Regions from separate parts of the Homo sapiens genome. Here region 2 is linked to region 1. A link is a loop called in an ENCODE intact Hi-C map of the cell type or tissue named here. Cell type or tissue: Caco-2. All regions are shown on one strand. Links, peaks and the distances in the headings refer to the core of each region. The heading gives the core; the rest is flanking DNA. Region 1 has its middle 1.6 Mb from the start of GRIK2. Region 2 has its middle 1.5 Mb from the start of GRIK2.

Region 1 (11,315 bases), core at 4,313-6,812:
GTGTTTATTTTATTATTATAGGTACATAATAGATGTACCTATTCATGGGGAACATACGATATTCTGATACAGACATACAATGTGTAGAAATCACATGAGGGTAACTGGGGTAACCATCACCTCAAGCATTTATCATTTCTTTGTGATAGGACCATTCCAATTCCACCAATATTTAAAAAGATACAATAAAAAATTGTTGATTATACTCACCGTTTCCACAGAAGTTACTTTTTCACACATTTATCTACTGAAAAACATCTAAGTTGCTTTCAGTTTTTGGTGATTATGATAAAAGTTGCTATAAAAATTTGCATGCAGGTTTTATGTAAACATAATTTTTTAAATTACTTGGGTAAATACCTAGGAATGTAATTGCTAGAGTGTATAGTAAGACTACATGAAGATTTATAAGAAACTGCCAAACTGTCTTCCAAAGTGTATCTGTCATTTTGCATTCTGAGCGGCAATTTATGAGCATTCCTCTTGTTCCACATCCCGTTGACTGTATTTGTGCATTTTTCCCCTGATAGGTAAGACAAGAGGCCTGGAGGGAACTGGAGTGGGACTAATCTCTTCCTCTAGCTATGATAAGGCTGTAGCAAAGTCTTTTCTCCTGAATAGGATGCTTGTGTTATATATATGATTCTAGATATTGATATCATTCACGTGATACTTTTCTTATTTCCCTGTCAGAGCCACAGGGCATATTTCTCAGATCTTCACTTGTATGAATTGCTACTTAAGTGTGCCTACCAGTTTATGGTTCCAGTCACTTCTGCTCCATGTAAGTAGATCTAAGCTGTGACTATCTGGACTTTCCTGCCTCTCAGATTTTGAGGTGGTTTTTTTCTTCTGTAACCTCAATTTTCTGATGACTCCAAGAAAAGTTCTTGGTTTTCAGTTGGTCTGAATTTTTTTATTGTAAGTTTGAAAGTGATGACTCCCAAGCTATTTACTTGTCAGAGATGAAACCAGTTCTCTAATTGTTATTTTTATAGTCTTATTTCCATGTCATTTTTTGTAATGCCTAATGATTCTTTTATTATTTTACCTACCTGTCTTCATACCCTAACACACATACACCACACACACACACACACACTCTCTCTCTCTCTCTCTCTCTCTCTGTAGTGGAAATTTAACAGTTTTATCAATGTTGTCCAGGCCCATATTATTTCCTCTACCTCAACTAAGGAAATACCATTCTGCTGAGCTCCCAGAATCCACTCTGACTCTCCTTGTAATCAGTGTTCTATTCTGCAATCTGAAAAATTTAAATCAGATCACATTACGTCTCTTGCTTACCACTCTTCAAGGGCTTCCTATTGTGTTCATTATAAGGATAAAACCCCATATCAAGCTTCTTCAAAGTCTCATATATTTTGGACCTAATATAATATGTTAAATATTTTGAATATAGGAGGTGAAAAGAAAAAATATTTGTTAAATTTAACAATAAGTTTTCAAGGATTCCAAAGAGTTTGTCTTTGAGATTCAAACAAAATATTTTGAATCACATCTCATTCATGGGGGAACATCCTTATCTTCATAATTCCCTAATCTCTCCAGAGATTGGAGGTAAATGGAAGATGTTCAAGGATGTTAGGCTTTTTGGTTGTGTATTTGTTTGGTGGTTCTATCTACAAAAGAACTTTCGACTTGAATGTAAATTTAGTTTTTGTATTATATATGACTCTGGAGCAGCACTTTCTCTTCCATGTAATGCTACATCAGAGATGAAACTATGGCCTTTCCTCCTTATTTTCTACCAAAAGCAAACAAACAAATTGAGACTGTGTTACAGGGCATGTAGCAGACTCTGTTGAGAGTTTAGAGCCACAGGAGAGATTTGGATTCAATCAACATGAACAACCAATACATAAATAAATAAATAACACATATTTCTCATAGTTTTTCTATCCCTCTCATCCTATTTCTCTACCCTTCTCTGACTCTCAGGATTTTCTTTTCCCTTTTATGGAGAGCATATCCTGGGCCTCTCCCTGATACTCTATTACCTGCCCTTTATAATTCAGAACAATTTATCTCAGCACACGCTCTTTAGTTCTTTACATAACAGGCATAAAGGCTCACTAAAATATGGATTATCATCTACTCTAGAAATCCTTTTATTTTTTTTTTGAACTAGGACGTGGCAAATTTTCCATTGTTCCTATCTTCAACTCCTAGAAATCAGTGTGAGGCAGAGAAACCAGTTTAGAGAGTTAATTCCTGACCAGCAGAAATGAGGACTATTTAGTTAAGATAAAAATGGTCATAGACAGTTTGGTTCTCAAGTATGTTTATTCCCTCCTTCACTGATATCAGATTGCATCATGATATATTTTTAAATACCATATATAAATATCTATAGCTATGCTGTAACTGCTTTAAAAATAACTTGCACATATACCATGTTGAAAACTGTTTACCAAAACTGTATTAGGAGGTATAGGGAAAATAAAGATGTAGATTTTATGGATTTATGTATATAAAGCACTCAGCACAGTATTGGCTTATAGCATAAGCTCACTAAAAGATAGCTGTTAAAATAGAAATGTAAAAGTCAAATATATTGATTCTATACCAATTTCACCAAGACATCTTCCAGCCTACACTGGAGCACCTCATTGAGAGGATTAGCACATTGCAGTTTAATCTACCCAATTATGCTTACATCTTTTGGTAAAAAATTGTTAAAGGAAGAAAAATGACATATACGTGTGTGTGTGTATAAGTATGCATAATGAATTAAATTTGAATTAGTACATACAGTATATATACATACATGTGTATATTTATATATACACATATACATTTATTATGTATATAATTATTTATATGTCTATATACAAATATGTATACGTATATATAATGTATATGTATGTAGTATGCATAATGAATTAGATTTGAGTTAGTGCATACAGTATATATACATGTGTATATGTGTATGTATACACACATATGTATATTTGTATATACACACATATGTATATTTATATATACACACATATGTATATTTATATATACAAATATACATTGTGTATATAATTATGTATATGTCTATATACAAATATGTATATATATATAATATATATGTATATATACACATATGTATATATGCTGTATCTGTATGTGTATATATACACATATGCATATATAGTGTATGCACTAATTCAAATTTAATACATTATGCATACCTACCATACCAAGCCCTGTGCTAGTCTCTGTGAATATTACATAAACAAGCTACGATATCCATTCTCAGGAGTATATTACTACTCACCTTTAAACAGAAGCTCTAAAAGTACAAAAAAGAAATCTGGTTCTTGCCTTAGGCATTGATTAAATCAGAAACAACGACCAGGAAATAAAATAATGTAAGTGGGTTCTGCTGAACTTAAAACAAGAATCTTTAAAATATGTATACTCATGAACACAGTACATTTTTATCTTCAAATTACCTGCTGATGCATTTCAGACTAATACAATTTTACTGAAAATCTCCCCACTCTTCAAAAGAGTTTGAACCTGTATTTTGAGGGAAAATAGTTATTTATCATGATGGGGGCCCTATATTAAAAATATTAAAATTATCTCATATTAAAATATTTGTATGCTAACTAGCTTATAAATAACATATGAATCAAAATACAGAAAAAAGGGTCAAATATTAGACAAAAAGCTGAAACTATTTTTGAGACGATTGTAAAGACTCTGTATTAGATTGCTAGGATTGCCGTAAGAAAATATCACTGACTCGGTGGCATAAACAGCAGACATTTATTTTCTCACAGCTCTGGAGGTCAGAAATCTGAAATCCAGTTGTGGGCCAGTTTGAATTCTGCTGAAGCCTCTCTTCTTGGTTTGCAAATGACCTCCTCACTACATGTTCACCAGGATCTTCTGTGTGTGTGTGTGTGCTTGTCTGTTCTCTCTGTGTTTTAATATACTCTTCTTATAAGGACACCAGTCATATAGAGCCCACCCTTAGGACCCTATTTTGACTTAACTACTTCATTAAATGCTCTGTCTCCAAACACAATCACATTCCGAGGTACAGAAAGTTAGGAATTCACCACATGAATTTGGAGGGAGATTTAATTTATTCCATAACAGACCATCTCCCCAAGAAAGTTTTTCTTCTTTAAAAAAAATTCAGTAAGCTACCATAAATTATATATCTGTATAATTGTTCAACATTCAATAAATGTGTAGCCATATCAATATATATATTCATTGTCTCCCTGGCCTATATTATTCCCTTAACATTTCATGCCTCCCTGTTCAGTATAGCAGTTCCCACAGTCTGCATTATAATTCTCTGCCTGTCTTCCCCTCTAAATTTCCCACACCATAGCAACAAGCACGATGCCTTATTCATCTTTGGGTATCAGATCATATCACAGAGACTTCTTCATAGGAGGTTTTCAGTAACAGTGTAAATATGGTTTTAAATTTGAAGGCAACACAAAAGAATAAAGTAAAAATCATTTTTATATTACCACATGTCAACAGTATCTAGCACAGTGGTTAGCAAATGGTATATCTGATATATGTATATCTATGCATAGATATACACACATATACATATATACACATATATATTTCACTTTTTAAAAAATATACCTGCTTTGTATTCTAGTTGTTCACATTCCTGGGTTTCACAGCATTTAATACTAAAGGGATCTCCTATCTTCTATCTTGTAATGTTGACTTTATCTTGCAGATCTCCTATCTTGTAATGTTGACTTTAATATTTTGTGGCTTAGTTCTCTCTGCTCCTAGGAATGTTTGGGGTTTATATATCCCAAATGAACTTTGGTTTATTATTACAATCAATTACAGAAATGTGGCAATATTATTTTATAACCTTATAAATATTTTTAAGAAAAGCTATTGACAATACTAAATGTATAGGTCAAAGACTATAAAGAAATAAAAAGAAAGTTTTATTTGAACAAAGAGAATAACCCCTTCCCTTTTCTTTTCACACTATAGGTAACTATTAACTAGATTTCCCTATACTCAATTTGTGCTTTTGGAGAATTTTTATTTTTTCATATGGAAGGCTGTACATGATGAAGTAGATTTGTTTTTCATGTGAAGTACTTCAATAAACACAGGAAAACACCTCATAATTAAATTGAATCTGACATTAAACTAATAAATTAGTATATCTCATTAAAAAGTTTTACATCTTTGACAACTTTCTTCAAGTTATTAGAAATTATTTTTCATCTAAGATTCTTAATCATAAAACAAAGCAGGACACTGAAGCATTTTTGATAAGGTGGGAAACTAAACCAAAAGATCAAGAGCCACAACAAAAAGGAACACCAAGAGAAGATGAAAAGAGACAGTGTTGATAATGTAGGTTTAAAAGATTAAGAGCTGAATGGAATAGAATATTTAGATAAAAAGAAAACCACAAAGAGACATCAGGAATATGACAACAAAGATGCACAGGAAGGCATAGTCAAAAATTAAAAGGGAGTGAAGGTGAATGCATGCTTTACAAAAATCCAAAAAAGAGAACAAAGAAAGAATGACAGTAAAGATAAGAGAGGGATCAAAGATAATCATGTTAGGTATACAAACACAAAGGAGAAAACTCAACTTAATCCTGTCAAAATAAGGTTTTTGAATATCTTGAATACAGGTGAATATGTCAGATTACCTGTGAAGTTTTCAAAAAGGAACATATAATGATTCTTGAAAACAGACTTTAAAAGACAAGCAGTGTTTTAGTGGAATATTAAAAATACCATTGAAACATATAAATAAAATTTAATAAATTGACTTGTTATTTAAAATCTACAGTGTTGGAGGACATATTTTATTTATGTACTTGACCATAAAAACATGTTTATAGAATATTTTACTGACAGTTTTAGCATAAAATATAGATTTAGAATTCTTTTCTATATGCATTTTTTATTTTCATGTGTATTCTACAAAGTTGAAATACAAATATGTATTTTTAATATTATCATTAAAAATAATTGCAAGTGTTTCTTCAGTTTTATATAATCCACGTGTCACTTTGCAGAATCACTTTGTTATCAAATTTCTTAATACTGGATTTTGCTATGAAAGGCAGGGTACACTCATGTAATATGTATGATTTATAATACAGCTCACATAAGAATTATTATAGCAAAGGTGTAAAAGTAATACATCCTGCATAAATTTAAAAAAATTGCTTAAACGATCTGACCCAATAAAACATTCATGAATGAAACTCAATTTTCTTATGACATCTTCAGCAACTGAGATATTTAGAAACATTTTAAGCTGAATTTGCATAAATTATTTAAGTCTTTATAATTTATACCTTAATTAGGTGTATATTATGTAAACATTTATTATTTTATTTCATCCTCCAAAAATATACTGATTAATTTTTTTTTGTTTTCTGTTTACTTGTCTTACTTTTTGTAGAATAGCTCTTAATATCATATGAACTATTAGTTTCTAGTGAAAAATAGCTTGGGACATGCTATACTATAAGTTTCATGAGAACCAGAACCTAGTCATCTATTGCTTGCTATTCTTTTGACATCCCTCAGTAAATAAGTGCAGAAATAAATAGAATAGAATATCAATGTCTACATGAATTCAGACAAAGTGTATGCAATGTAAGAGGACAGAATCGTTCACAAACATCATGAAAATGATTTTACTGAATTATGTTTTAGCATATCATTTGCAAACATGGAGGAATGTCTCAAACAATACTTCCATGAAATTGTTTTAGTACATATTGTTTATATTATTGAGAATACTGTTCTCTACATTGCACAATGTCTTCTTTATAATAACCTGAGTGATAAATAGGCATCTTGCCATAGGACTAAAAAGTTTTTCTTCTTACAAAGAATTTTCTGTCCTCTTCTTTTTCCCTCCTCTTCCTCTTTTTCCCCGTCCTTTTCCTACTTCTTTAAAATTATGATTCATATAATTAGTTATGTCTTCATTAACGCCATTTATGTCTAGGATAACAAAAGCCAAACTTTTGATTCAACTGTAAGGCACAGGCATATCAGGAGATATAGTTTACATGTATTTTGCATACTACCTTTATTTAGATTTCATTTCACTTATAAATTCATTAAGAAATATTTATTAAATAATTACTATGTTTTCAATAGTCTTCTAGGCATTGGGTATATAAAAGTAAGTAAAAAATACATAGCATGTCTTCAGTCGTGTGGGGAAGCCTCTAGTCTGAAAAATTGTATTTTCCAGAATTGTTTCAAATTCCTCTGTTTACATATTATTTTTCCCCAAGCTTCACTCACTTCAGCTAGAAAATTCCACTTGGCCTCTAGTAAAAGCTAAGTTTCTGAGAAATAACTCCACATAGAGATACAGGGATACCTCCCCGACTCCCACTTCTTTATATTTATTTTTTCTCTTGTCAAAAGATCTTCTATATTGCTGTAAACCTGAATGCCTGAGAGCTTGAAATTTTATTTTTTTGTTTTTGTTCTCAGAATTTTTGTTACCTTTCTTCATATCTTCAGAGTATCTTCCTCTCCCTAAAACCCTATAAAATCTCTTCTCTGGCTTAATCACTTTGAAGCAGTTTCTATGGAAGTTGTCTTCTCTGTTACACTTTAGCTAACAATGAGTGACTTTTCATCACTTCAGTTCTCCATGTTTATTTCAACAATCAATATTGGCCTTCCACATTACTCATTTATTACTTTCAAATACTATTTTTCATTAACTCTAAGGTACCATAGATTGTAACATACATCTATTCCATGTACTGGTATAAAAGAAAGAATACTCTCAACTAAATTTTTCTTATAATTTAGAAGTTTTATCCTCATGGAAGAACTCAGACTTACACAGATATTTAAAAATAATATTAATTCCACACATGTATAAAATGAATAAGACAAACAAAATACATTTATTATAATATTCTTAATTATTTTTCACATTTGAGGTGTGACTCTTCTGGATCACTTTTTGACTTACAGCAGGGGCAGAAAATTCCTCTGCCTTCCTCTAAGAGTCCGAGATAGATCCAAGAATTAAATGGACATAAAGTATATTAACAAGAGAAAATCATAGAAATTTACCTAATGCAAGTTTTATGTGAGATAGAAACTTTCATAAAGAAATGAAGACCCCAGAGAAGTCAGAGTCAGTTACTTATACAGGTATACTGAATTGAACAAACAGTGGTAAATTGTAAAGAAACAACTAAATTACGTGAGGAGCTTAGAAGATGTGATGGTTAGTATTGAGTGTCAACTTGATTGGATTGAAGCATGCAAAGTATTGTTCGTGGGTGTGTCTGTGAGGATGTTGTCAAAGGAGATTAACATTTGAGTCAGTGGTCTAGGAGAGGCAGACCTACCCTCAATCTGGGTGGGCACAATCTAAGCAGCTGCCAGAGTGGCTAGAATAAAAGCAGGCAGAAGAACATGGAGGGTTGAGACCGGCTCAATCTTTGGCCTGCATCTTTCTCCCGTGCTGGATGCTTCCTGCCCTCAAACATCAGACTCCAAGTTCTTCAGCTTTTGGACTCTTGGATCTATACCAGTGGGTTGCCAGGGGCTCTCTGGCCTTAGGCCACAGACTGCACTGTCGGCTTCCCTACTTTTGAGGTTTTGATTCGGACTGGCTTCCTTGCTCCTCAACTTGCAGACATCGTATTGTGGGATTTCACGTGGTGATCCTGGGAGTCAATACTCTTGAACAAATTCCCTTTCATATGTACATCTGTCCTATTAGTCCTTTCCCCCTAAAGAACCCTGAGTAATACAGAAGATAAGTGTTATTTTGACAAAGTCGGTATAGAATTCTTTGTTTTTATTTTCTGTCTTGAGAATAAGGATGTTGCCTTTCCTTCTAGTATAAGTGAGAGTGTCTTTCACAGGGAAATTTCATTTTCTGCCCTTAAAAAATAGCATGAAGGTCTAAGTAGTCTTTTTGCAGCTGTTGTTTTTCAAGTGTCTTTAAGTAGTCAATATGCTAGAATGACATCTTCTAACACCTTTGTATATGTATGCATATATGTGTGTATATATGTTTATGTATATGGTGTAATTCTCTATGTACCATTTGTAATGCTACATTTCTTATAATAGTGTTCTACTTGCCTCTCTTAAGATATTTTCCAAGACCCTGACAGCCTCTCTACATATTTGGGTGCTAAAACTTACTTAATTTTACTGGAAGGCTTAATGACAGGTATTTAGATAACAACTAACATTTATATTCTTTCCTCTGAGTGCTTCTTTAATAATCTCTTGATTTTATAACAAGAAGTTGCAAATATATTGTTCACAGTAGGACAAAGAAATCCATACATGAACAGGCAATAAAATTTTCGTGACTGCCATCCGATCAACAATGTTAAGATATCACTGATTGAATTATGTACCCTGACATTAGAGATGTTAAAAGTGAAAAAAATGCATTAGGGATTTTAGGATTTTCCACTCACTGTTGTTACTATTTTCCTTAGATATCTCACTTCTCATTAGGCTATATTGCCTTCATTCAAAAACTACACTGAATTCCTTCAAGGCCAGAATTGAAGGTGATGGCAGTTTTGTATCTATGGTTCTGCTGCTATGTATTAAGTCTACTCTCTGCTATTAAGATTGTTTTGGGCTCTTTCTGATGATAATTTGATTCCTGTTGTTCAGCATGCATTTTGTGCAAATAGAGTAAGAATAATTGCTTTCCCCTCACAAATGATTTCTACTAGAATCATACAAAGAAGTCAGTTCTGTTAGCACTGTTTGTCTCTATAGCTATCTCTCCAGATTTTGGTGCAGCTTTAGTGTAGGACTATGTGAAGTTTATTAATAATCACACTCAGAAATCAATTTGAATAGTGACTACTTCCTTAGTTGAAGTGTTTAAATTTTCTTCAGGTCAATTTCATGCTCAGAAGTTTTTGGTAATATTTTTCTCCCCCTTAAAAAAATATAATCTCTATTCTCAAAGAAACTGATAACTCCCAAAGTCATTTGTACTGCCTCTCTGAGAAAATTTAATATGGCCTCTGGCAAAGAAGTTGCAGCTTGACAGCTAAGAATTTCTTAAAGCCTCAAAGGGGTAATTATTTTCATCCCTCTTTATCTAGAGCCTCATCGTATGCATACCAGATTTACACCATCTTGGCCGGGCGCAATGGCTCACGTCTGTAATCCCAGCACTTTGGGAGACAGAGGTGGGCAGATCACCTGAGGTCAGGAGTTCGAGACCAGCTGGTTAACATGGTGAAACCCTATCGCTACTAAAATTTCAAAAATTAGCTAGGTGTGGTAGCAGGCACTTGTAGTCCCAGCTACTTGGGAGATTGAGGCAGGAAGATTGCTTCAACCTGGGAGGTGGAGGTTGAAGATCCTGCCACTGCACTCCAGCCTGGGTGACAAGAGCCAGACTCTGTGTCAAAAAAAAAAAAAAAAGATTTACAATTTCTTAGTGATACTTATTTTTCGGTCTTCTCTTTTTTGTATCCTTTGATGATATAGGATTCGTCTACCACAGACAGTTACGATATTTGACTTTGTCTATGTAATAACTGTATTCAGGAAGAGGAAATAGTTTCTGCTACTGTCTTGTACCAATGTAATGTTTCAGTCAATGATGAACAACATATATGATGGTGGTCCCATAGGATTATAAAAGACCTGAAAAATTTATATCACCAAATAATGTCTCATAGTCATTGTAACATAGTAGTGCAACACTTTACCTTTTCCATGTTTAGATATGTTTATATAGACGAATATCATTGTGTTATAATTGCCTATCATATTCAGTACCATAATGTGTTATACAGGTTGGTAGCCTGGGAACAATATCATATAGCCTAGGTGTGTAGTAGGCTATATCATCTAGCTTTGTGCAAGTATACTCTATGCCATTCACACAATGACAATATTTCTTAACAACAGAGCATATCTCAGAACAATATACCTGCTGTTATGTTACAAATGGCTGAACTTAGTTTGCTCTTCAGAAAACACCAAACAAGCCTATCTTCTAGATTTATCTCTTTCATCTCTTTCTGCTGCTTTTCTCGCATGATTTTATGTTTTTCTTCTTCATTTTGCCCCAACACACCTGAATTTCTTTTCTTCATTTTTTGTCATTTTTTTCCATTCCTTCTTCTTGCTGCTCAATGTAATGCAATTTTTGGGGAGTTTTCATTATAAAACTTGACAGATTCAAAATGGAATCACTTGTGTCAAACTCTGGCAATTTGGAACCTGAGAAGATGTTGAAGAAAGGGCTCACATGTGTGATTTGCCTGATAACAGAAAGTATCACAATTT
Region 2 (11,315 bases), core at 3,963-6,462, 100 kb before region 1:
GTTCACAAACATGAATTCTACAATTGATACGATACATTACTTAGAAAAGAGTTGAATTTTCTGGAGGTGAGTGTAGGAATGATTGCAGCTTATGTGTTATTGTGAAGTGATGGGAGGGGTGTCTCTGGAATCATATGGAAAGTTCTAATATTTAATGTGGATGGGTGTGGCTCATAGCACACATGAACTAAGGTATCTAAAAATTGAAATGCGTGAATATGTTTTCTGTATTTCTATGAGACTGTTCTGTGTGGTGCAGTTTGCTGCATTCATTTAATGCTTCTCTGGAAAGAAATAGCACATAAGCAATCAGGAAATTTGCATTATACTCAAATTGTTCTGTAATATGTCAATTGCATAGGAATGAAGGCCTTTTTGTAAAAGCACGTGTTGTGTAAGCACTGACTATAACTAGAAATGTGACCTGAATCATTGTTTATGCCTTTATGTATCCATGAGTCATTTTCTGTATTTTCTATTTACTTCCTCTGATCTATTTGTTTCCTGAACAAAGTTATATGTCCAGTTTTTATATTCAATGGTATCAATTTTCTATTTTCTTTTTAAGTATATTTTGACCTTTTCATATATTTTATTGTTAACATACATTTTGCAATTTTTATTTAAGTTCTACAAAGTCCTGGTGCACTCTCATTAAAAAAGCACTAAATATATAAAGTGAGAGGATATATTTTTGCAACATCATGATGCAGCTTCCCCAGCCCCTAAATTTCGTGGCATTTCTGACTTAATTCAGACTAGTAACCCTGAGATACCAGTGTCAGCTCTAGAGTTACCCTATCAGAGCACAATTCCATCTGGCTTTGGAAAATTTTCATTTATCTTTTGTCACCGTAATAGGTAGAACTAGGCCATTCTAGCACATTTCTGAGAAAATACTGTGAGTTGGGTGGAACGGGAGGACAATATATTCTTGTCGTCCATTTCCCACATTCCTAGGCAGTGAGTGAGGGTTTCTGAAGAGACCCCAACTTAGGGTACAATTTAGGGTCTGATAGTTGTTTTTTTTTAATCTTTGTTCCATGGCTTTAAAGTTAAAGACTCCAAAAATATTTTATTCCTTTTGAACTTAAACAAACATGAAATTATGATTAACAAAACAGAAAAAAGTACTATAATAAGGATAAAGGTAAGGCGGTAAGTTAGAACAGGAAATGGAACTACTAAATCGAGCAAATGTAATTAAAAAATAATACAGGAGATAGACAATTGTGCTAAGTTAAATAGTGGGTTTTATTTGATAAACAGAAAAGTGAAATAAACATGACAGATTGAAAGAATATTGTAAATCAATGTTTTGAGTGATGGATCGTCATATGTGTCTATTTTTTGGAACATGGAGTCATCCAGAATAATTAGAGGGTCATGAGTTTAGAGGAAAGTATTGAGATAGGAGTCTGAAGTAGCAGAATGGACTTAGTAGACTATACACGAGCTTGCATTGAAAGGCACTAAGACACAATACATTAAAGCCACTAGAGGGAGGCCTAGGCGGGCGGATAACGAGGTCAAGAGCTCCAGACCATCCTGGCTAACACGGTGAAACCCCGTCTCTACTAAAAATACAAAAAATTAGCCGGGCGTGGTGGCGGGCGTCTGTAGTCCCAGCTACTCGGGAGGCTGAGGCAGGAGAATGGCGTGAACCCGGGAGGCGGAGCTTGCAGTGAGCGAAATCGCTCCACTGCACTCCAGCCTGGATGACAGAGCGAGACTCCGTCTAAAAAAAAAAAAAAAGCCACTAGAGATGTATGTCGAATTATGCAAATATTATGAATATGAGGAAGAGAAAGGAGGATTTACTCATGTGAAAACATTAAGGAAGTAAATTCTGTCCAATACAAAGGCAAAGAGACCTCATAAAGGACTTGTGAAACTAAGGTATAAAAACTTATGTATTTTGTTAGAGTGAGACTTTGCCCCAAACTTCCTAGGCTCAAAGTCAGCTCCAATATATCCCAGCTGTCAAGATCTTAAGTAAGTTAGGTAACATCACTAGCCTGTGTTTTTTCATCTTTAAAATGGGTTAAAGATAATAATACTTCATAGATTATTGTGAGGTTTCAAAACAGAATCAACACAAATAAAACAGGAATATTTCTGATACATAGAATGTGATTCATAAATATTAATTAGTATTTTTATTTTGATTATCATTGTTGCTGCTGCTGTTGTCATAACCTCATTCTAAGGAAGAGGGCAACAATGTCCCTTCTCTGTATTAGTGATCCACATTCATTTAAACCTCTTTGTACACCTCTTCTATTATATTTATAACTTACTATAATACTTTTTGCAATTTTATCTCATCACTTCAAGTCACCTGCTATTAATGCAGAGCACACTGATACAATGAGAATAATACCTATTTACTCATAAAGTTATAAAGATGCTCATTTAAAAATATTTTTATCTAGTCAGTTTTCTTCAATCAGAGTTCACTGTTGCTTGACATCCTAAAACCTAAGGAAATTCTCTGGAGTTTCTTTCCATATTGAATATAAAGCTCTTATTTATTTAATTCAAACTCAGTTTATGCTCAAATATGCTTTAATAATAGACCTATGTAATTTTTCCCAAATTTAATTCTCCTTCATTTCTCTAGTATATTTAAATGAAACAAAACTTTTAGGGACTAGCTTAAATAAACAAACTTTCTCAAAGCTATTTATCATAAATGTGTTGAACAAATAAAAATCTTTGCTCTGGTTGAAATGCACTGTGGTAATCAGGATAACGTTAAACATGACTGTCACAATCACATTTAGATGACCTATCTTTGTTTTCTCTTCCCGTACTCCCTCTCTCTCAGATTATCCACATGAAAGCTTTCTTTGTATTCCAGTTAATCTTTTCCCCACCTGAATCGAAAATGCTACGTCTCCCATCACAACTGGCTTTTGAAAATAATAATAATAAAGTTACAAAGAAAGGATTAGGATAATAGGCTGAGAAAAAGAAACACACAGAAGAACCAGCAAGAATTAAAACTCCTGTTTATATTTGTGTGTTGGCAATAACAATCAGGAGACCAGCAAAAAAATAGATAGGAAACAGTTTAAGCAGAACACAGATAAATAAATAGAATGTTTTGAAAATTATATCCACATTGAATGCATTTGGAAATTTTCTATGGTGTGCCAACTTCTTTATAAAATATATATATATATATTTAGATTTTCCTCTTAGAATTTAATCACATTAAATTTATCCACCCTTCAGGGAATATTTTATACATTTAAAGTTTGCCATTGGAGTAATAAATAAAAGACATGTTAGATTCTCTACTCTATTTTTTAAAATGTATTCATTATGTCTTTTATTTATTGTTTATGACATGAAAACTACAAAAGTTGCATTCACGGAATTGTCTCACTTACATTAAAATTAATCAAATTCGGTAACAATTTTGTTCAGTTTTCATTGTGGGGGAAAATTTCCTGTATGTAAATGATGGTTTAATATAAATAAATGGGTAGAATATAATGGCATAAACATTATTTTTTGAAAGAGTTTTTGTTGAGTACGGAAGTGTTAAACTTATCCTGATTGGCTTTCAGTGGACATGGACAATTTTATTCAGAATCCAAACACTAAAACATTCCAAAATGGGTCAGAATTTTTACTGATATTGGAATCTCTCTATATATATCAGATGAGCAAATGAAAAATAGAATAGAATAAAATAGATGACTGTAGATCACAAACAAATGTAATATTAGGTGACAAAAATATCCTTTCCAGGGAAAGATACCATGTTTAACAAAACTTTTGAATTATAATATACATGTATGTGCTATTAGCCTTACTCCATTTGTACACACACATGTGCACACATACACATACATGCACACACACACATATCTGGCACAGATAGGAACTGGTTTAGAGGCAAGTAATTAGGAGTAAGAATAAATGTATGCTGCCTAACTATAGAAGATTTTACTGTGCTGTCCAATGGGATATATAATTGAGATAAGCATCCACTAAAAATTTTATAAGCTGTCTAAAAAAACTGCGTAATTTTGACTGGGGGGTCATTTCATGGGATGCATATGTATGTATATTTATCAAATTATATACTATAAATATTGGCATTTTATTAAGGTCTTTCTTAATAAAGCCCTTTTTTAAAAGAGTGAACAAAATAATGTCTAACAATGAACTTTATTCCAAGCTTGCCTAGTTATCAATCCAGTGGGAATAAATTCTGGTAAGCTCTTTCTCCATTTTATATAAAATGGCAGAAAGGGGGCAGATAAATTGGATTATAAACACATTTTAAGGAAATATTTCACTTGTTTTTAAGATGACTAATAATCTGCTAATTGGTTTTACTCTAAGGTGAGCAAATCATTTAATTAGTTAATTAATTCACACATTTATTTCACTTACAGATTCCTATCCTATGAGTGTTTATAAAGTAATAAATTGTTGTTTGTAGTTAGGTTGCCAAATCTTAGACTAGAAAAGTAAAAACTTAACCATGTTTAACCACATGGGACCCTAAGTATCAGGAATGGACAGGCTGAACCCCAACAGTAAGATGTTCAGAGAAGTAGTGAAAAATGAAAGAGTGGCCTAAACAGAAAATAATTTTAGAGTTTTATCTAAATCAGTCATGACTTCTGCTCCAGGTTAAGCTTACCTAATTTTACTCTAAAAGCCATATGATTAAGTGTGCCCAACAATAAAAGCAGAGTTTAGTCAAAAGGATTATTCCGCTATTCCATAACTGTATATCAAGTTAATGACAAATAAAATTCATTTGTTACATGCACTACTTTCCTTCCACCAGGCAAGGGAGACAGCATGGTGTAGAGGCTAAGAATGCAGTGACTGGAGCCAATTAGGCTGGGTTGGAAACCTGTATCATTGCTTACTAACTGGGTAAACTTGGGCAGGTCACTCAGCATCTCTGATAATAATATTGACTTAAGCCTAGGATTGTTACAAGAATAAATTGGTTAATATGTGTAAAGATCTTAGTACTAGACTCAGAATAAGTATCATATAAATATTACTGTTAATTATCACCATGAAAGCACAAGGCTTACTGAGATTATATGATTAACTTACTCTGCAGTGGAGAGGAGGAGGGTAAACAGAAGGAGATTTGACCAACAGCTGCTGCCAAGCTTTATGACTCGGAGGAGATAAGGGTTGTAGATGTATTTATTATCTTCTGTGGAAAGAAAAATGATCTTCTGTGGCAAAATTCAATCAAATCTACATTATCTAATTGAAGCACATCCAAGGGACACATTTTGTTTTTAATAGAAACATTAATCTGAAAGCAGGCTTAATTTTTTAAATCAAAAGAGATTTGTAACAGGGATATGGCAAACAAAATTTATTTTCCTTATGGAATGTAAAAATAGTGTACTGTAAAATAATCTTATTTTGATTTGCACTATAGCAAAAGACAACAAATGCAATTTGCTAATTCCATTTTTCCTCTAACACTAAAATAGGTAATCATAAATTGTATAGTATTGAATTTGGCCAAGGTCGGTCAAAGCTCACATAGTCTTCTGATATTTTAATTTCCTAGGTGAAATGGTAAGTTTTCCTTTTTTAGAAAAATATATCTCCCATGACTCTCTATTTGGTAAAAGTTTATATATTTCTTATTATATATTTATCTTATAAATAATGAATAATACACCCATATCTCTAACATAGGGGGCTGATTTTAACTAAAACTTCTTTCAGAACTCAACTAAATTATTTTGGAACTAAAGACTGTTCAAATTTCAATTTATATTTGTTTGATTTATTCATTTTATTCAACTATTACTCACATCATACCCAAATTGGTATTTTCTGAAGTAGTCACATTTCCAACAAATGAAATCTACTTCATGGCAAACGATTTTTATCATAGGCTGAAATCATAAATACATTTGGTAAAGAAACAAATTACGAAGAAAACTTGCAATTTCACTATCAAACAAAAAAAAATCTAACATATAGGCTCCTGTCAATATTTTTCTTTCATATCACACTGAAGTTTATTGTTTTGTTTAAAGCAGACATGCTAATTAAAAAATATTTTCTAACATAACAGTTTTACATTTTCAGAGAAGAATTACTTTATGACCAAAATTGTAGAGGTATGATTAACCTTAAAACATTTTAATACATATAAATGAATATTTTACACTTTGTATAAACCAATTTGAAAGTAGCATTGAAAAGCTTTTTGTTGTAATTTTTAGTTGAGGTATAATTTATATAATGTAAAATGCACAGAACTTAAGTGTTCACATTCACGAGGTTTGACAACTGTATTCCTCCAAATAGCTACCAACCAACACAAAATATAGAATATTTCCATCACCCAAAATGTTTCATCATTCCTCTTACCAGTCAATCTGAAGTACCACTCTCAGTGGTAGCTCCTTTATCTCAATATAATGTTTTTAAGATTTGTTCATTTTTTTGCCTGTATCAATAACTCATTTGTATTTCTGGATAGTATTCCATTGCAGGATATGTAACAATTTGATCTTTATTAATCTGTTGATGAACATTTGAGTTGCTCACAGTGTGCAGCTATTATGAATTAGGGTGCTAGAAATTTTCCTGTATAAGACTGTGGAAACCCATTTTGTTATTTTCATTTTTAAAATGCCTAGATTATGTTGTAACTGTAAATTAATATTAAGAATGAGTTAAACAATTATTAAAGTGCTACTATTTAACAATTCTACCAGCAGTGTGTGGGAGATGCAGTTTCACATTCTTGCCAGCACATTTTATTGTCAATTTGAAACATATATCAATATAATTAATTTTAGTATAAAAATAAATAATCTAAAATACTTAAAAATCAACCAAAATTTTGTAGAGTTAATTCTCATTATATGTAGCTTTAAAATATATTTTCAAGTAATATTATTATTAACCCTTATATATTAGTATTTTAATAATATCTTAGTATTAGCTAAACATTATTCTTTCTTCTCCTCAAAAGCTTTATTCATTAGAGGATATGATGCTCATCTTGAATTAAATTTTGGCAATTTTCACCATGTCTTTTTCTATCAAAAATATTTTACATTTGGTTATTTATTACATCTATTAATAATGAATAGATAATTGAATAATAAATGCAATCATTAGCTTACATTAGATACAGGAGATTCATGATAGTGCTGCTTAAATATTTCTCAAGAAATTAAAATTAAACTGCATCTTAATTATATTATATAATAATATTATTTCAGAATATTACAAGTAAATTTTTAGAGATCAAGTCATACAGCTGGATATTTAGGATCCTAAACATACTTTCATTGTTAAAGATATTCTTCAATATTATTAGAGGGTCAATTTGATTAAATAATAATTAAGGCATATCGTGTGTAATATCTATTTGAGCTGATCTCAATTACTTCACCACTATTATACATGCAATAGGAGAAATAAACACCACATGTGTCTTTCTGTAAGTGGCAGGAAAGGGGAAAAATATGAAATAAGATGAACAGAGGCTTAAGAAGCCTATTATTATTTACAAACCAAGCTTTTGTGTCTAACATAGGATTATTAGTCAATTTAGAGCTGGCCAAAAACTTGAAATAGATATAAAAATGTCCTCTTTGTTATTTTAAAAGCAATGCACCCCTCCAAAATAATCTCTTTTCCATTTTAATATTCTTACGTTTTAAAGATTAAAGTAGTATTTGTCCTGCTCCCCACCATCAGATTGGCCTCTCCCATGGGTATACTATCTAATTCTACCTTTTTCTCCATCAAATTTGTACTCTACCTTTAGGATTCATCTCCTTAAGCCACATATCTTACGTTAATCCTTCCCCAAAGTAAGGTTCCATCTCTCTCCTCTAAATGTGTATAACATACCTTTCTATAATATATTTAATTCATTTTGCTGCCTTTTAGTATTTACCATCAATTTATTTATATTTACCTTGTTACCCCATATTTTTTGTTATTCTCTTTGTATGCCTTGTAGTAATTAGCTCAGGGCCTTACATGTGTGGGTAAAAACACACTCATTTTGTTAAGAAAATATAGACCAATTAAACCCACTTTTGCTCTGAAAAGACAAAACAGAAACATTCCTTGAGAGACATGTTAAAACCAGCTTTGGGCATGTCTATATGTAGAAAATAGAGAGCCAGAAGAAAAAGATTTAAAGGGCAGATGAAAGTGCAAATGATATTTAGACGATTGCCAGAATGAAACTTGAAAAACTGACAAGTTCTAATGGAGAATTTTGCTAAAACAAGAGTTCTGTAATAATCAGACGTACTCGAAATATAGAACAGGTAGTCTCACTGTACTAAAAACAATTGGAATTCAGGGGACACTTTTTAAAAATTAAAACCACTTAACAATGAGAACACATGGACACAGGAAGGGGAACATCACACTCTGGGGACTGTTGTGCGGTGGGGGGAGGGGGGAGGGATAACATTAGGAGTTACACCTAATGCTAAATGACAAGTTAATGGGTGCAGTACACCAACATGGCACATGTATACATATGTAACAAACCTGCACATTGTGCACATGTACCCTAAAACTTAAAGTATAATAATAATAAAATAAAATAAAAATAAAAAAATAAACACATTCAATAAAGCCAAGTGAAATCTTTGGCTCACAGTAAAAAAAAAAAAAAAAAATTAAAACCACTAAAGAAAACAATTATAAATTGAATTGACGTTTCTGAGTTAAAATTTTCAGGTTAGCATTATTGTGCTGCCTAGATTTCTTAATTCTCGTTAAGGAAGAAAATTGTTCTCAAACTACTCTCCAGATCTGAGGACATTTATTTATATGTAGGATTGTCATATAAATTTAGACCACATGAGGACCTCTAAATATGATTTAGCTATCTCAAGGAATCAGTAGATAATTATTCTATATCAGCCAATATCCATGTTCTAAACATATAAAGAGAAAGCCTACCATGACATTAAAAAAATTATTTTGTTTTACCTGCTTAATGCTATTTACTATAGAAAACAATATGATGTAAACGTGTTTTATGGGTATTCCAGCCATAAGCATTCAGATATTAAAGAACCTAATTTTAGGACAATTTTACTTACTGGATCTTGCTGGCAGTACTCTAGGGAGGCTTTGACCTATAGAATTTTACAAAATATAAAGTTTTTTATCTCATAAATTAATCTCCTTTCAGGAAGAAACAACTTTTCATATCATGGATAAAGAGAAACATTTATTTTCATGAGTGTGTTAGGGTTCTCCAGAGAAACAGAACCAGTAGGAGATATGTGATTATAGAGGCTCAGTCCTAAAAGCTGCCATTTACCAGCTGAAGAACCAGGAAGGCCAGTGGAAGTCCTGATATTCTGAGAGGCAATGCTGGAGATCCCAGTCCCAGACTGAAGGCCTGAGAACCAGGAGCACTGAGGGCAGTAGAATATAATCGCCCTAGCTCAGCTGGTCAGGCAGAGAAGGAATTCCTCCATCCTTCTTTGTACTATTCATTGTCTTTGGAAACACTCTCACAGGCACATTCAGAAACTATGTTTAACCAGCTATCTGATTATCCATTGCCCCGGTCAAGCTGACACGTGAAATTAACCATCACAATGTTTCCAAGGGGATGCTAACCATGGTATGTGTGTGTATGTGTGTGTATATATATATATGTATATAAAGAGCTCTCTTGTCCTCAAGCTTTAGAATCAAGCCACCTTGTTTATCTTATCAACATTTGTCTTGATATCATTTATTAACACAGTCAAAGTGTCCACAAGTCATTCATGTTGGTTTCAGAATTACAGTATTAGATTTAGCTAGAGATCCCTAATCAATGTATTAAGTATTTAACTATCCTGCCCCACTTCCACTCCCTCCAAATAGGTCATGAAACAGGTCTCTCCCATATATGACAAAAACTTATGAACCAGTTCAATGAACAAATCATCAATGTGTTCCATCCAAATTTACAAACTTTATTTCAATGAATTCCTTGTTATTACTGACTGAGCTATTTGACATTAAAATTTTTTCCTGAGAATACCTCTGTCATATAAATGAAAACTGATTATCTAAGTCAGGATGCACACCCACACACAGACATGCACGTGCACACATACATGCACTCTCATTAAAGGTAAACTATACATTTAATATGCTTGTATCAATATGTAATTTTACATCTTAATTGCATAAATCAATAAAATATATAAATATAATATAATATATAAATGTAAACTCAGTTTTGACCACCATTGTCCTTGAAAGTTATTTACAGGTAAAACAACAGCTACCAGTTTCAATTTTATAGTCTTAATTAATTGCCTACCATTTTAACCTATTTGATCTTTTGATTTCCTTTTTTTTTTTTTTTTTAAAACAGAGTCTCACTCTGTCACTCAGACAGGAGTACAGTGGTGCGATCTCAGCTCACTGCAACCTCTGCTTCCTGGGTTCAAGCGATTCTTCGGCCTCAGCCTTCTGAGTAGCTGGGACTACAGGCATGCACCACCATGCCTGGCTAATTTTTGTATTTTTAGTAGAGATGGGGTTTCATCATGTTGGCCAAGCTGATATCGAACTCCTGACCTCAGGGGATCTGCCCACCTCAGCCTCCCAAAGTGCTGGGATTATAGGCTTCAGCCACCACACCCAGCCCTTTTGATTTACTTTTGTCTTAAGTGTCATTGTCAACTATGTGCCTCAGAAATTTTACAGCCTTTCTCTGAATTGATGCCTTGATAAATAACATGTCTACTGCATCATTCCTGACCTTTCTGTAAATTTTTATAATAACTCATTCTTCTGCACTCTATTCTGTGGAATATTATAGCATAGAGGCTAAGAGTTCAGGCTCTGAAATCAGAATTCATGTAATGAAACCTCAGATTCATCTATTTAGTACCTCTATGATTCTGCCATAAAATGTAAGAGCACAATAAAAAACAGAATAAAGGAAGAAATTAATAAACATATGCAAGAGAGTAAGAGATGATCACATGATCTTTAAAGAAAATGTGTTAGTGGTAGTTCTCCACCAGAATATTTTATTCGCTAATTTTCATATGCTTGTTTCATATTCTGTTGTGTAGCTAATTAAATTATTGAAAGAAATGATTGACATTTCTATCTCACTCTGAATTTTCACCAGTAACTGTTCTTTCTCAGAGAAAGAAATATTAGTACCTAATCTAAATTAAAATTATCAGCCTAAACTTTTAAAATTTAAGTAGATTTTGAAATCAGTTTTAAAATATAGCAATTTGGCTTTCATTTCTCAACTACAAATTGAACCTTTTACATTATATCTTGAA

The links. Peaks named below come from ENCODE experiments on the same cell type or tissue, not always from the same donor. Only the 100,000 strongest peaks of a DNase experiment are listed, where the experiment ranks them.
Region 2: it touches region 1 in a loop (8-fold over the local background); 1 of 110 quality-filtered maps calls a loop at or near these places.

What each region holds. Positions count from the first base shown.
Region 1 is chr6:102,950,640-102,961,954 of GRCh38, forward strand. No RefSeq gene overlaps it. Among named protein-coding and RNA genes, the nearest start is that of GRIK2, 1.6 Mb to the left of the region's middle. In Caco-2, for the core only: no CTCF peak of the experiment used is centred there; no DNase peak of the experiment used is centred there.
Region 2 is chr6:102,848,583-102,859,897 of GRCh38, forward strand. No RefSeq gene overlaps it. Among named protein-coding and RNA genes, the nearest start is that of GRIK2, 1.5 Mb to the left of the region's middle. In Caco-2, for the core only: no CTCF peak of the experiment used is centred there; DNase peaks (open chromatin) are centred at 4,869 and 5,139.